Regions from separate parts of the Mus musculus genome. Here region 2 is linked to region 1. The links are chromatin loops, found by intact Hi-C in ENCODE. Cell type or tissue: left cerebral cortex. All regions are shown on one strand. Links, peaks and the distances in the headings refer to the core of each region. The heading gives the core; the rest is flanking DNA. Region 1 holds the start of Vmn2r96 (vomeronasal 2, receptor 96). Region 2 has its middle 93 kb from the start of Vmn2r97.

Region 1 (8,366 bases), core at 320-8,319:
TGTAGCTAAGAGAAATTCCCAGATGCCTGGAAAGCAAGAGACGCCATGGATCCATTGGGGATGACATTAGTTGATATAGCCCACAATGCAGAGAGAGAACTTTAGAGGCCATATTCATAGTGTAGGCAAGGCCCTTGTATGAAGGATGGGGGAACCAAGCCATCTAAAAGAATATGAACCAAAATTTAGTCTTATCTAAATAAAATACAAAGTCAAAGAGTTGAGCAGAGACTGAGAGAAAGGTCAAACAGAGACTGTCCCACCTGGTGATACATCAGAAATACAATCACCAAAGAAGACACTATTGTTAATGCCAAGAAATGCTTGCAGACAGAGTCAGATGTAGCTGTCTCCTGACAGTCTCTGCCAGTGCCTTACCAATATAGATGAGGATGATTGCAGTCAACCATCTGACTGAGTATAGGGACCCCAATGTGGTAGTTAAGGACTGAAGATCTGAAAGGGTTTGCAACCCCAAAGGTAAAACAACAATAGCAATAATAAAGAATCCCCAGAGCCCTCAGGTACTAATAAACCAACCAAAGAATATGCATATAGGAATCCTCGGCTCCAGCAGTATATGTAAGAGACTATGACCATATCTAGCATCAGTAGGAAGAGAGTGCCTTGGTCCTTTCAAGGCTTGATGCCCAGCCTTCAGAGCAGAATGACATCACTAGGGCGATGATGCAGGAGTATGGGTGTAGGAGGAACACCTTCATAAAATCTGGGGATGGGGGATGTGAAATGGAGTTTACAAATGAGAAACAGTGAAGGGGGATAACATTTGAAATGTAAATATATAAAATAACCAATATAAATTTTTAAAAGGAATTTAAAATTTTTAAAGATAATGCCCCAGAGAAGATAAAAGTGTTTGAATTTTGATCTGACAATTATCACAGTACTAAAAAAATTGGGATCTTAATGAATTAAGGACATATTGTGAAACATTAGTGACTAGGAGTATGATATTGGAATCCATGGGGTCTATCTAGCCTAAAACTAATTTTGTACTTTCTGACAACAGTGTTGAGCTTCTCAGCTTCCGCCATTGTTGTGAATAATGAATGTCAATTTGAGAGGATTTAAAATTATTATGGAAGCAAATAAACATATATTTGTAGGAAGAAATATATAGATAAATTTAGCTAAGATGAAACATAATAGTAAAAATTTAATTGTCACTACTTATTGTAAGAATGTCACAATTGCAGAGAAGATAGAAGAGAGCTGCAGTATTCATTGCATCCTGCATTCAGAGGATGATATATCATTTGTACACTCTTTCCTATGAAAACAATGCATATTCAAATATAATGCCCTGCACTCTCACATAGGTCTGTAAGGTCTTCCAAATTATTATTATACTTTCGATCAGATAGCACATATTGAGAATCAAAGGACAATTAAGGAAGGCTAATGTAGACATTACATGATATTTTAAAGGATAGTATTCCATATAGTACAAATCATTTTAATGCTTATTTCCTATTTGGTAACATTATATGGAAAGTTATAGAATATTTAGGGGATTGAGACATGGTGATAAAATCAGGACACTAGTTGGGAATAGAAAAATGGAAATGTTTCCTTAATTCTAGGATAAAATATTTTTTACAGTTCATACTTGGGGATAAAACATTATTTCTCCATTTCCTAAGCCTTTCTCCATTATAACCATTTGTTGTTATTCTTCTATCCTCTGCAGACTCTGATTCTTCTAGAACCATAGAACAAAAAATAGTCTGTCTTATAAAAGTCACTTTGGTCACAGTGTTTGAATGAACAATAAAAAATAATTCTAATAGTGTTTTATGATATTAATCCCCAAAAGATATTTTCCTCCAGTACATTAACACATGTAATTTGGAGATAAAAATTTTCTCTTAGCACCTGTCCCATATGACATTTTTGACAAATAGAGGAAACATAATCCTCATATGAGTGAGTAATGGGGGATTCATTGAACACTGTACTCTTCCATTGATCTTAATCAAGGAAAATTAAAAGACAGTATACTAGAATTACATTAAAATATTTTATACTGATACTCCAAGTGTAATGGAACTTGAGTCAATTATCATTATATCAGAGAACATAATTGTTTCAATAATATAAGCACAAAGCATTTAGGTAAAACATAACCCACCTCTGAAAACATTGCTGGCCATTGTATCATCTGTTCAGATAAAGACAACTGTTGTCCCAGGGGAGCATTTGCAGAAAAGGATCCTATTTTCACTTTTAATCCAAGACCCTTTGGCAAATTCCAAATGTTAAGAATGTCATACTCTGCATCTATTGTCTGTCTCCAATCTAAACTCCTTTTGTCTTTCACCACAATATTCTTCAGGAAAGTGTTAAGCTTAAAGAGAAACATAATTTTATATTTCATTGTTCATAAAGGTTAAATTCTGTTGTGCACATCAACATTAATGAAGATTCCACTAATGATGACTTAGTGAAAACCTGACTGTACAGAACAGCTTTATTATTGGTCTTCAAGTGAAAACTTAGAACCAAGTTCAAGTAAGCAATCAATGACAACTGATCTATGAAAAGATGAACTTTTTTGAAACCTAGCAATATTCATTTGAATTTAGAATATGTTCAGAGCTACAGTGTCCAAAATGAGGATACTGATGTCAAGAAATAATTAAAAGGCATCATTTCTATATAAACAAACCATCATTGTTTCACATAAGTGTCCCTCTTATAATTTCTTTTGTAGCAAATATATACAGCAATGAGTACATTAATTGCCTCTACTACCATACGAAGGCTGAAAAGCTAGATGTTGATGAAAAGAACTTGATTTTCACACAGCATATTTGCTCCTGGTACCGTGCCCATGATTTCAAAACATCATACATTTGAAACTATCCTGACTTCTATCTAAGATTAGAAACACAACCAGTTCTTGATTGTGGAGAAGATAACTGAATTTTAGATTGCCTAAGTTAGTTGTCTTGCAAATCTCTTATGCCAGAATGCTGACAATAAAATATAGTAGAAAGGTTATTACCTGCCATGGAAAGAACACCATCCCATGGTGATTTTCATATGGTTGCATTTGAAGTAGCTGAAGTCTCATCTCATGGAGGCTGTAAGCCACAGCATACACACCATTGTAAATAATTGTGCTCTCTGCATTCATGACCATATCAAATATGTGACGAGGGAATATATCCAAGGTAGCATTGGTTTGACAGTTTTCCAACACATGACAATTAGTGTCAGAAAATGAACACTTGAAAAACAAATACCACAGCTTAGGAAGATAAATGTCTTCTGGGTATTTATTGGGATTAACTGTTTGAATAAATTTGGTAAATTCAATATTCTCTCTATAATTGTGCTTAAAAATGAGGCTCCCATGGAATGAGTCTAACATGAAATAATCTGCTCTGTCAATAACATGATGTTCAATGTTCATGATCCACACATTCCATGTCAATAACCTTTGCTCAATATTCCTCATTATACCTTCCAGTGAATCAATCTCACCATAAATAATTGTTACATTAGTCTCATCCATATTTTCCCAGAATTTGGCAACATATGAAGTCCATGTTTCTGGGGTCATTTTTACAAAAGCTAGGCAGATGCCATTTCTCTCCATCTCCTCCCTAAAATCTGATAGAATTTTATTTCCTTTGTGGTCATTGGGAAGGATGAGACCAACCCATGTCCACCTAAAATGAACCATCAATGAAACAATGGCAAGTGAAAGAGATGTGTCTTTGGGGGCCATCTGGTAGAGAGAAGGATACTGACCATGGTCACTCAGGAGAAGATCAAAAGGTCCAAAACTAATCTGAAGCAAATTGGAAAGAAGAAAAAGAATATTAACATCTAACTAAATTTTATTCCTGAAGGAATAGAAGACAGGAGAATATTTGAAACAGACATTACAGATACTACATTTAACAGAAATTTTTGTTAGGCCTCTAAGTTTCAAGACTCACCTGGCTTCATTTACTACGTAAATAATTCTCTTAAAAGCAAGAGAAACCTGGATTGAACTCCATGTTCTGAGTATTGCTTTGAGGTTTAGATAATTGATCAACCATTCTTTCACTTTAAAGACACCAATAACATGAACAAAGAGAACTGACTCTCAGTTCCCCAAATCCAAATTTTCTCACCTGTGGAAATTTAAAGAGTTGAAGCAATGTCCCAATTTGGGCAGATGTTATCCATGATGTTCCTGTGAGTGCAGCAGTGAAATTTCTCTTTTTACAATTGTAATTAGGTATATGATTTCCGTCACCAAGAGCTGTGAGCCAATTGAAAGTATTACTATGAATGAACTTCCCAATGTGTCTGACATTGTAGAAATCAAAACCAAGAGATATGTTGGGTAAAAGATTGGTATTCGCATTGATCTCCTCAATGGCAAATTGCAGAGCGAGAATATACTGGTAGTTCTTAAAGTTATATCTGTTTAAGTAGCATAAAAACGTTAAGATAATGATCAGCTTTATCATACACATCTACATATTTAATACAGTAAATTATATACTTTAGTTTGGAATCTATAAAATATGTAATTTAATTGCCTTATCATGAACAGATGAACTGGATTAGGTAAATACATTAGGCTTAAGCAGGCTCCTTTACCTTTACTACTCATTATTTATTGACCCTTAAGGCATATATTATTCATATTTCATAGGTTGATTCTTTACACATTTTGTTTATTAATCAGGAATCATTTTCCCCAAAATATCACATCTACTGGAATGTAGATCTGTGAATCTCTGGGGTCTTCACTTATGAAAACACACTATTTTATTACCAACCCAACAAATTTTTAAAAACATTATCTTAATTAAATAATATTCTCAAGTTCACTTCATGGCATGTGACCATGGAATCTATTTCTCTGATATAAATTTTTTAGTATTGCAGCATATATTTACTAATGTCTTAAAGAAACAAAAAAAAAGCCTGCTTCTATATGTGAATAGATGTCATTAAATTGTATAGTACATTCCCTTTATATTTTTATCATTCTAGTTATGATGTTTTATGTGTGACTGCATGCACGCATGTCTCTTAGAATGTACAGTTGTATGAAGTTCAGAAAGAATACATTCAAGTTAAACAACCACAGTTTTATTCATATTCACCTTACTTATAGTATATGAAATATATATATATATGTGTATATATGTGTATGTATGTATATATATATATATATATATATATATATATATATATATATAAATGCACTTATTCATTTCACTCTTTTAATATTTAATTTCTTTCTTGGTTTATTCATTAACACAGTGTCTACAACTTGACTCTAATTTGTTGTGCAAATCACACTGATCTTGAACGCAGAAGTACCCACCAGTCTCTTATTCTAGACTACTGGGAATAAAGTTTTGTTCTAGCATATTTGCCTGCTGGATTTCTTAATTTTCTTAACACATATGCCAAGATCTCTTCATAGGAAACCTGTAGAGATTCTCTTGATTCACTCCCCTAAACTCTTTATTATCACTGGATTACAGGAATGTACTCATATTCTTTTGGTAGGTATGAAATCAGTTCACAATTGGTGTTTGCTACTGTCTGAAACATCTCTTTATCTGTTTAATTATATGTTTTGATGAAAACATCTTTTACTCTGAAAGGCTCCAAATCTACACATACAGAAAAATATTACTTAATATATCTGTCAAAGTGTATCATGGAAAAAAATGTCATTAAGTTTTCTTTATTCCTCACAGTTTCCCTGCCTTGATAAGATTCATATATTATTAGGGATTACAGTAGCACCAAATAAGGCAGTGACATTTTTATGAAAGCTAGTCTGGCAGTCTTTCTGCCACTGGTACCCTTTCATGCCAGGTGGATATCCAGTTGGATTTCTGTTCTCAGTGGAGCCAGAAGCATTAAAATTTATGGGACCTCCTGCCTTACTGAGACATTGTTTGCTGTTATGTCCAAGCTTTTTCCCTGAATAATTTTGTGCGCAAAACCTGATTTACTAAATATTCTGTAGTTGATTAATAAGATTTTGGACAGTGTTCTGGCCTCATGAGGTTTTATAATAATTATACCTTGAAAATATGAAGTAGAAATCACAGCAAATGCTTTCAACAAATTTCAGACTTTTAAATTGTCTTTAGCAGAGTTTATCAAGTGGGTGTAGCATTTTCAAAGGACATATCTTTTAAAACAATATCTTTTGCTTCAGAGCCTCTATCAGTTGAACAAGGGTTGTCCTCAGTATATTTTTGGTTTCTTCAATATATTATCAAGCCTTTTGAAAACATGGTATCTCTACTAGGCACCCATCTCCATGCTTCTGGATCTGCAGCTGCATTTTTTACTAGAACTTCTTTTGTCACTTTTTCTGAGGTTTTTCTTCAAAATATCCTCACATTCCCATAAACATTTCATATTTTAATATATTTTTCTCTTTTTTCAGACATCTTAGATAACTTTTCGTCCAAGTTCAGATATATATATATATATATATATATATATATATATATATATATATATATATATATAATTGTTCTTTACTTAGGCCGGCTATGGCTATTTTAAACTAATCATGAGGAGTCATAAGCAATTAAAATGTCAATGGTTCCATAAGAGATCCTTCTTCTGTTTCTTATTCTCCAAACACTCTGGGAAACAGTTTAACAACTTTACTCTGTTGTGGAGTTTGGAGTACACCAGCAGCAGAACCTGTAGACTTCTTTGGTTGCTTTTTATATCTTTGAGGGAGTCTTATAGAATGATTTCTATTTAAATGCTTCAGTGTAAGCCAGTTATTTTTTTTTATATTTTGGTAGTTTCATTTTTTCAGTTTCCTCTTCATAGGTTGATTTTAATTTTTTTTTATTAGCCTGTCCTGAGCTACTTTCGTAGACTTTTATATCAAGGAATAAACATTGTTCTTAGATCCTGATGGAGACAGTATTAATCAATTCTCCTCACAAGGAGGTGAATGTAATGACACCTGAGCACATATGGCTTTTTTGTCATCTGTCAATTACTTCCTAAGCACAGTCCAAATACCAAATGCTGTAAGGGGCACACCTAGTCCTCCATTCTCTGTAATCCAGTTGTTAATATCTAACTCTGTTTTCTCCCATGCATTCATATCTAAAGTTTCCTTTCTTGAAACAAAGGACTGACCATTTTTACAAACTGAAGAATGTAAGTCAAGTGGCTGGCGTTAAACTTAATGACTTTTCTTCTTTTAGAGTATTCTTAATAACATCTGTAAAGAACTCTCTGTTGGTAGAATCAATTTGTTCTGTCCTGATAGATACATGAAATGCTCACAAGCCAGATCTGATGGCTCCTGATCTAAGGATGTTGCTGACAAATCCCAATAGAACTGCTGGGAGAACTGCCTTGTTACAGCAGGCAATTAAGGATAGAGTAATGGCTCCTGCCCTACTGTAGGCACTGGTGGTACTCAACTAACACAAACAGGTTCTGATAGCACCTACTATGGGTTTTGCTGATGGCAGCAGGCAATTTCAACTCAGTTCTGATGATTCATGGTATAAAGCAGGTGATGATGGTACCCAAAATCAGCCTCTGCTGATTGCATTAGACAATATCAACTCCTATTTCTCACCCTCCATAACCACACACTCCATGATCAAGGGGTTTGCAAAGTTCAGCTGAGAGTCTTATCTGTGTTGACATATCTTCTTCAAAATTCCTGTTTCAAAGAGGGGATTTAGATTATGGGACCCCACGACCTAGAGACGGTGTAGACAATGTACAGGGTAGGACTCAAGTATGACTTTAAGTGTGAGGGTCTCCAGACATTCTAGATTTCATACTATGCTGAAATGCTGATGATAACTTCTTAAAAGTCCTAAAAATGTTCTTGGTCTTTCTGAGGGCAAAAGGCTGTAGATTTAGGAGAATGGCATCTGTAGCCTGGCTATAAATGGTTAAGAAAAGAGTCCTTGATCTATCTCAGCAGAAACTGCACAGCTTGAAATTTTAGTATTCTAGTTGTATGTTTCAAGAACTAGAAGGGACATTTTGAAAAGTGATTTTACAGTTTATTTCTAGGTTCTAACGCATTTCTGATTAATTTATCTAAAGATTAGGGAAGAACATACAGATCCTGAGTGGGCAAGTGAAAAAAAAAAAAAAAAAAAAAAAACCTCATTTTCTTCTTTGTCTAAGAATTTTTCTTTCAAAAAAAATAAGAAAAAAAAAACAAAACAAAACAATACAAAACAAAACCACCCCCAACAACATAAATAAATAAATAAATAATTTAATTAATCTCCCCAGTTCCTTTGACTCTTTCCTTTGTTCTCAGCAGTTATACATCTTTCAAAGTACATGATCACATGTTAAAACGT
Region 2 (8,366 bases), core at 109-8,108, 240 kb before region 1:
AGATAGAAGAGAGCTGCAGTATTCATTGCATCCTGCATTCAAAGGATGATATATCATTTGTGCACTCTTTCCTATGAAAGCCATGCATATTCAAATATAATGCCCTGCACCCTCACATAGGTCTTTAAGGTCTTTCAAATTATTATTATACTTTCGATCAGATAGCACATATTGAGAATCAAAGGACAATTAACGATGGCTAATGTAGATATTATATGATATTTTAAAGGATAGTATTCCATATAGTGCAAATCATTTTAATGCTTATTTCCTATTTGGTAACATTATATGGAAAGTTATAGAATATTTAGGGGATTGAGACTTGGTGATAAAATCAGGACACTAGTTGGGAATAGAAAAATGGAAATGTTTCCTTAATCCTAGGATACAAATTTTTTTACAGTTCATACTTGGGGATAAAACATTATCTCTCCATTTCCTAAGCCTTTCTCCATTATAACCATTTGTTGTTATTCTTCTATCCTCTGCAGACTCTGATTCTTCTAGAACCACAAAACAAAATATAGTCTGTCTTATAAGTCATTTTGGTCACAGTGTTTGAATGAACAATAAAAAATAATTCTAATAGTGTTTTATGATATTAATCCCCAAAAGAGATTTTCCTCCAGTATATTAACACATGTGTAATTTGGAGATGAAAATTTTCTCTTAGCACCTGTCCCATATGTCATTTTTGACAAATAGAGGAAACATGATCCTCATATGAGTTAGCAATGGGGGATTTATTGAACACTGTATTCTTCCATTGATCTTAATCAAGGAAAATTAAAAGACAGTATACTAGAATTACATTAAAATATTTTATACTGATACTCCAAGTGTAATGGAACTTGAGTCAATAATCATTATATAAGAGAAAACGATTATTTCAATAATATAAGCACAAAGCATTTAGATAATACATAACCCACCTCTGAAAATATTGCTGGCCATTGTATCATCTGTTCAGATAAAGACAACTGTTGACCCTGGGGAGCATTTGCAGAAAAGGATCCTATTTTCACTTTTAATCCAAGACCCTTTGGTAAATTCCAAATGTTAAGAATGTCATACTCTGTATCTATTGTCTGTCTCCAATCTAAACTCCTTTTGTCTTTCACCTCAATATCCTTCAGGAAAGTGTTAAGCTTAAAGAGAAACATAATTTTATATTTCATTGTTCATAAGGGTTAAATTCTGTTGTGAACATCAACATTAATGAAGATTCCATTAATGATGACTTAGTGAAAACCTGACTGTACAGAATACCTTTATTATTGGTCTTCATATGAAAACTTAGAACCAAGTTCAAGTAAGCAATCAATGACAACTGATCTATGAAAAGATGAACTATTTTGAAATTTTGCAATATTCATTTGCATTTAGAATATGTAAGAGCTACAGTGTCCAAAATGAGGATACTGATGTCAAGAAATAATTAAAAGGCGTCATTTCTATATAAACAAACCATCATTGTTTCACATAAGTGTCCCTCTTATAATTTCTTTTGTAGCAAATATATAAAGCAATGAGTACATTAATTGCCTCTATTACCGTAAGAAGGGTGAAAAGCTAGATGTTGATGAAAAGAACTTGGTTTTCACAAAGCATATCTGCTCCTGGTACCTTGCCCATGATTTCAAAACATCATACATTTGAAACTATCCTGACTTCTATCTAAGATTAGAAACACAAACAGTTTTTGATTGTGGAGAAAATAACTGAATTTTACTTTGCCTAAGTTAGTTGTCTTGCAAATCACTTACGCCAGAGTGCTGACAATAAAACACAGTAGAAAGGTAATTACCTGCCATGGAAAGAACACCATCCCATGGTGATTTTCATATGGTTGCATTTGAAGTTGCTGAAGTCTCATCTCATGGAGGCTGTAAGCCACAGCATACACACCATTGTAAATAATTGTGCTCTCTGCATTCATGGCCACATCAAATATGTGACGAGGGAATACATCCAAAGAAGCATTGGTTTGACAGGTTTCCAACACATGACAATTAGTGTCAGAAAATGAGCACTTGAAGAACAAATACCACAGCTTAGGAAGATAAATGTCTTCTGGGTATTTATTGGGATTAACTGTTTGAATAAAATTTTTAAATTCAAAATTCTCTCTATAATTGTGCTTAAAAATGAGGCTCCCATGGAATGAGTCTAACATGAAATAATCTGCTCTGTCAATAACATGATGTTCAATGTTCATGATCCATACATTCCATGTCAATAACCTTTGCTCAATATTCCTCATTATACCTTCCAGCGAATCAATCTCACCATAAATAATTGTTACATTAGTCTCATCCATATTTTCCCAGAATTTGGCAACATATGAAGTCCATGTTTCTGAGGTCATTTTTACAAAAGCTAGGCAGATGCCATTGCTCTCCATCTCTTCCCTAAAATCTGATAGAATTTTATTTCCTTTGTGGTCATCGGGAAGGATGAGACCAACCCATGACCACCTAAAATGAACCATCAATGAAACAATGGCAAGTGAAAGAGATGTGTCTTTGGGGGCCATCTGGTAGATATAAGGATACTGACCATGGTCACTCAGGAGAAGATCATAAGGTCCAAAACTAATCTGAAGCAAATTGGAAAGAAGAAAAAGAATATTAACATCTAAATAAGTTTTATTCCTGAAAGAATAGAAGTCAGGAGAATATTTTAAAGGGACATTACAAATACTACATTTAACTGAATTTTTTTTTAGGCCTCTAAGTTTCAGGGACTTATCTGACTTCATTTACTACATAAATCATTCTCTTAAAAGCAAGAGAAACCTGGATTGACCTCCATGTTCTGAGTATTGCTTTGATGTTTGGATAATTGATCAACCATTCTTTCAATTTAAAGACACCAATAACATGAACAAAGAGAACTGACTCTCAGTTCCCAAAATCCAAATTTTCTCACCTGTGGAAATTTAAAGAGTTGAAGCAATGTCCCAATTTGGGCAGAGGTTATCCATGATGTTCCTGTGAGTGCAGCAGTGAAATTTCTCTTTTTACAATTGTAATTAGGTATATGATTTCCGTCACCAAGAGCTGTGAGCCAATTGAAAGTATTACTATGAATATACTTCCCAATGTATCTGACATTGTAGAAATCAAAACCAAGAGATATGTTGGGTAAAAGATTGGGATTCGCATTGATCTCCTCAATGGCAAATTGCAGAGCGAGAATATACTGGTAGTTCTTAAAGTTATATCTGTTTAAGTAGCATAAAAATGATAAGATAATGATCAACTTTATCATACACATCTACATATTTAGTACAGTAAATTATATACTTTAGTTTGGAATTTATAAAATATGTAATTTAATTGCCTTCCCATGAACAGATGAACTGAATTAGATAAATATGTTAGGTTTAAGCAAGCTCCTTTACCTTTACTACTCATTATTTATTGATCCTTAAAGCATATATTATTTGTATTTCATAGATTGATACTTTACACATTTTGTTTATAAATCAGGAATCATTTTCCCCAAACTATCACATCTACTGGAATGTAGATCTGTGAATCTCTGGGGTCTTCACATATGAAAACCCACTATTTTATTACCAACCCAACAAGTTTTTAAAAACATTATCTTAATTAAATAATATTCTCAAGTTCACTTCATGGCATGTGACCATGGAATCTATTTCTCTGATATAAATTTTTTAGTATTGCAGCATGTATTTACTAATGTCTTAAAGAAACAAAAGAAAGCCTGCTTCTATATGTGAATAGATGTCATTAAATTGTACAGTACATTCCCTTTATATTTTTATCATTCTAGTTATGATGTTTTATGTGTGACTGCATGCACGCATGTCTCTTAGAATGTACATTTGTATGAAGTTCAGAAAGAATACATTCAAGTTAAACAACCACAGTTTTATTCATATTCACCTTACTTATAGTATATGAAATATATATATGTATATGTGTGTGTGTGTAGATAGATAGATAGATAGATAGATAGATAGATAGATAAATGCACTTATGCATTTCGCTCATTTAATATTTAATTTCTTCCTTGGTTTATTCATTAACACAGTGTCTACAACTTGACTCTAATTTGTAGTGCAAATCACACTGATCTTGAACTCAGAAATACCCACTAGTCTCTTATTCTAGACTACTGGGAATAATGTCTAGTTCTAGCATATTTGCCTGCTGGATTTCTTAATTTTCTTAACACATATGCCTAGATCTCTTCATAGGAAACCTGTAGAGATTCTCTTGATTCACTCCCCTACACTCTTTATTTTCACTGGATTACAGGCATGTACTCATATTATTTTGGTAGGTATGAACTCAGTTCATCACAATTGGTGTTTGCTACTCTCTGAAACATCTCTTTATCTGTTTAATTATATGTTTTGATGAAAATATCTTTTACTCTGAAAGGCTCCAAATCCACACATACAGAAGAATATTACTTAATATATCTGTCAAGTGGATCACGGAAAACAAAGCCATTAAGTTTTCATTATATAATTTTTTCTGATCCTCCAGTGCTAAAAATTTAGGTCAAAAGATGTGGAGAGAAACTAAAAACCAGAGATAAACAATAACCTCATGGAAAAAATGAATTCTCAAGACAGGAGTGAAGTTATATTAAGGATCTCACCCTAAATATAATAACATGCAATGATCTGTTGATGTTCAAGTGAATCAAAACAGTAGTAAGGAAAATGGAAGTCAGCATGAACTCTGAACCCTAACTAAGTGAGAATTCTTAGTTAGGAATTTATTGCTGTGAGGAGAAACAATGAGCATGACTATTCTCATAAAGGAAGATATTTAACTGGAGCTAGCTTATGTAGTCTCCTCTCCCCCAGCATGAAACCTGCTTGCTCAGGGGTGGAGCTTCCTGCTCATTCGTTCTGTCACGCCCACTGCTGGACCGTGCCACTTTATTGTTGGTGCCACCATGTGCTCATCCTACTACTGGACTCCGAGATTATTCGGCGGGAATCGGGTCCCCTCCCTCTTCTTTTATAACTGAGTGTTGCAACAGTAAAAATTGAGCTTTGATCAGAATGACTGTCTTAACTACATTTCTTTATCTGGCAACCTGGCCCCTCTTCTCTTCCAGGTTTCCAAAATGCCTTTCCAGGCTAGAACCCAGGTTGTGGTCTGCTGTCCGGACACAACAAGCTTACAATTTTATAGTTTTAGTCTATTATTGTCATGGTGGAAACCATGGTTTTATTCCTGCAGAAATGGTCTTTAAAATTCATCTGACAGTTTTACATCCTTAATCCACAGGCACCAAAACTAGAAACTTGAGCACTCTGACTAGACTTGTTCTTCTTAGAAGTGTAACTCCACCAACAAATTGACACACTTTCTTTCACAAGTCCATGCCTACTCTAAGGAAACATATCCTAATAGTGCCACAATGCATGGTGAAACATCTAAACAGAATAGTCTATGTAGCCATTCCTGTACAATCCAGTACATTCTACTTCTTGACGATGATAGTGTTATAGCCATAAACTAGTACAAAATTAATTAAGTCCACTTTAATTTCCATAATCTAAAAGAGCCTCGGGTTTGTTTGAAGTCCAAAGTTCAAAGTTTCTTCTGAAATTTATGTAAAAAATGCAATATAATCCCATGAAAAATATAAATAAATATGTATAACACATACTTCCAACTTATAATGGAACACAATATCATTTAAATTTGAGAAAAAAAAAGACAGTCAGAAAATAATGTACCAAAGCAAGATCAAATACAAGCTGAGCAAACTCCAAACACTACAAGTCCATGTCTGATTATAATTTATCTTTACATGTACAATTACTTTCATCTCTATTAAATTCAAAATACTTCTTTCTCTTGGGCTTTTTCCAATCCAAGTTATCAGTGCCTGTGGGCAGTTATACCACAGCTCTGTCATCTTCAACATTCAGGCATCTCCTTTGGAGTTTGACAAAATGGATCTTCTATGTCTCCTGACACAGACATCCCTGTTATAATACTGACCTTAACAAATGCCCTTAGTCACAGAGAAAGATGCCAGAATACCTTTTTTCAATGCTTAACTGTTAATGCCAGAACCACATGGCTGATCCTGCTAAGTTATGTTACTTTCAAGAAAAATAACATGTCTCCCTTGGAAAAGTAAATCTTTACCAATTTTCTATTCTGTGGTTTTCTTTTACTTTCTGAATTAGTATATCCTGAAACTCTGTCTGTAGACAAGATTGGTGGCCTTAAACTACTTCTCACAAATATGAAGCATAGTTGGGAAGAATTTTGCCAAGATATTTTCACTACCACCACCCCCCTTTTTTTCATTTTGCATTATTCTTTCTTTTGATATGTGTATGTGTTTGAACAAAGGAATTAGGTCAATGGCAGTTTTTAGTATTATTAGTACAATTTCTCCACAGTCTGTATATTGTGAATTTTTGTTATTTAGATTTGTACATTTCTCTATGTATCTTCATATGCTTGAATATAAATGACCACATGACAATACAATAAAAGGCTGTGTTGAGATTTTCTTTTCCAGTGGAATTGATCAGTAACCCTATTCTTTAACTTCAGGGTCACTTTCTGAAAGTCAAAATGAAGCATCATTCTTTTCCAATATATCTAAAGAAAAACACTAATTCTCAAATCCTTTTGTCTACTTGACTCAACCATTCAGAAGTCAAATTACACTCAGCAACATTTTTTTTTTGCACATACTTCATTGGTTGTCTCATTAAGCATAACTTAAAGTATTTCATTGTTTTCCTTTAAAAAAGGGCCAAAGTCAATCTTCCTCAAGAATAAATAAGAAAGTAACTAAACAAATGAATAAGTATTTAACCAGAAATCAAAAAACAGAAAACAAACAAACAACAAAAAAAAAGCCCTTCAAAATAAGAACCCTTTTTCTAACATCAACTTTTGTCGTCTTTGTGTTTGGTGGATGTGAAGACTCACAACAACCATAATATGTCTTATGAAGGACAACTTACACTTTCAGAGATCTTGTCCATTTAATCCTGGTGGGAAGCATTGCAATGTGCAGACAGAAATGGTCTTCGACAAGAAGCTGTGAGTTATACATTTTTATCATCAAGCAGCAGAAGTGAAGGCCCTAGACAAAACTGAACTTCTTAGAGTTCTAAATCACCATTTTATAGGAACACAGCAACTCTACAAAGGCCACAGCTACTCCTAGAAGACCACTCAGTGTGACCCAGGCATTCACATACCTGAATCTCTGTGGCACATTTCTACTAACAGCACAAAAGTATTGCTATTTGATAATTTCTGAAAGCAGAGTCAGGTTTCTTCAATGTGGTTTCTCCCAGATAAATCTTATTCTGGGATGGCTGAGCCTCAAAGATACCAAGGGAATACACAGTGATCTTGATTAAGAATTGTATTAAACTTTGTCAGGAGCAGTGTTTCTGAGTGCAGAGGTGATTTCATTATGTTGTAAGATTTTTCTAATTTACCTTCCTAAAAACATCAAAAATATTTTGTTATTGAATTAAATTGATCCTCAGCTCCATGCCTTGGACCAGAAAACATACTGGGAACTTGAAAATGTCCAATAGAGAAAAGGCAACCTCTAAATTGAAGCAAGATTTGTAGTTCTGAAAGTTTGGGCTAAAATGTTAAAATAACTATTAAAAACTGGACACTTTTTAAAAGTGGTTTGTTCTTAGTATTTAAAAGCTGAAAACTACTGTCATAGACTCCATTGGTTATGTAAAGTTTTCTTGTGTGAGTAAAATCATTTTAAGTTCTTAATGATTGAGGTAACCTGTTTGAGAAGGAGTCAGAATATAAATATTTCTGTGGAGGTTGAGTCTTGTACTGCCAAGGTTTGCTTGATGCAGCTGTTAGAGAGGTATCCATTGTCAAATGGATTGGTTGCCTGAGGTTGTAGAATTCCAATATTGTTTAAGCGGCATGAGGTAGGTTCCTCAAAGTTTCCCTGCCTTGATAAGATTCATATATTATTAGGGATTACAGTAGCACCAAATAAGGCAGTTACATTTTTATGAAAGCTAGTCTGGCACTCTTTCTGCCACCTGTACCCTTTCATGCCAGGTGGATATCCAGTTGGATTTCTGTTCTCAGTGGAGCCAGAAGCATTAAAATTTATTGCACCTCCTGCCTTACTGAGACATTGTTTGCTGTTATGTCCAAGCTTTTTCCCTGAATAATTTTGTGCGCAAAACGTGATTTACTAAATATTCTGTAGTTGATTAATAAGATTTTGGATAGTGTTCTGGCCTCATGAGGTTTTATAATGAATATACCTTTAAAATATGAAGTAGAAATCACAGCAAATGCTTTCAACAAATTTCAGACTTTTACATTTTCTTTAGCAGAGTT

What was found. Peaks named below come from ENCODE experiments on the same cell type or tissue, not always from the same donor. Only the 100,000 strongest peaks of a DNase experiment are listed, where the experiment ranks them.
Region 2: a loop joins it to region 1, with 22 times the contacts of the local background. A loop is called at or near these places in 15 of 42 quality-filtered maps.

The regions. Positions count from the first base shown.
Region 1 is chr17:18,577,797-18,586,162 of GRCm38, reverse strand. It overlaps Vmn2r96 (vomeronasal 2, receptor 96), which reads right to left and starts at 4,436. Exons shown (of 5, transcript NM_001104547.1): 1 at 4,152-4,436; 2 at 3,029-3,820; 3 at 2,153-2,368. The coding sequence starts at 3,757. In left cerebral cortex, for the core only: no CTCF peak of the experiment used is centred there; no DNase peak of the experiment used is centred there.
Region 2 is chr17:18,817,410-18,825,775 of GRCm38, reverse strand. It overlaps the pseudogene Vmn2r-ps117. Among named protein-coding and RNA genes, the nearest start is that of Vmn2r97, 93 kb to the left of the region's middle. In left cerebral cortex, for the core only: no CTCF peak of the experiment used is centred there; no DNase peak of the experiment used is centred there.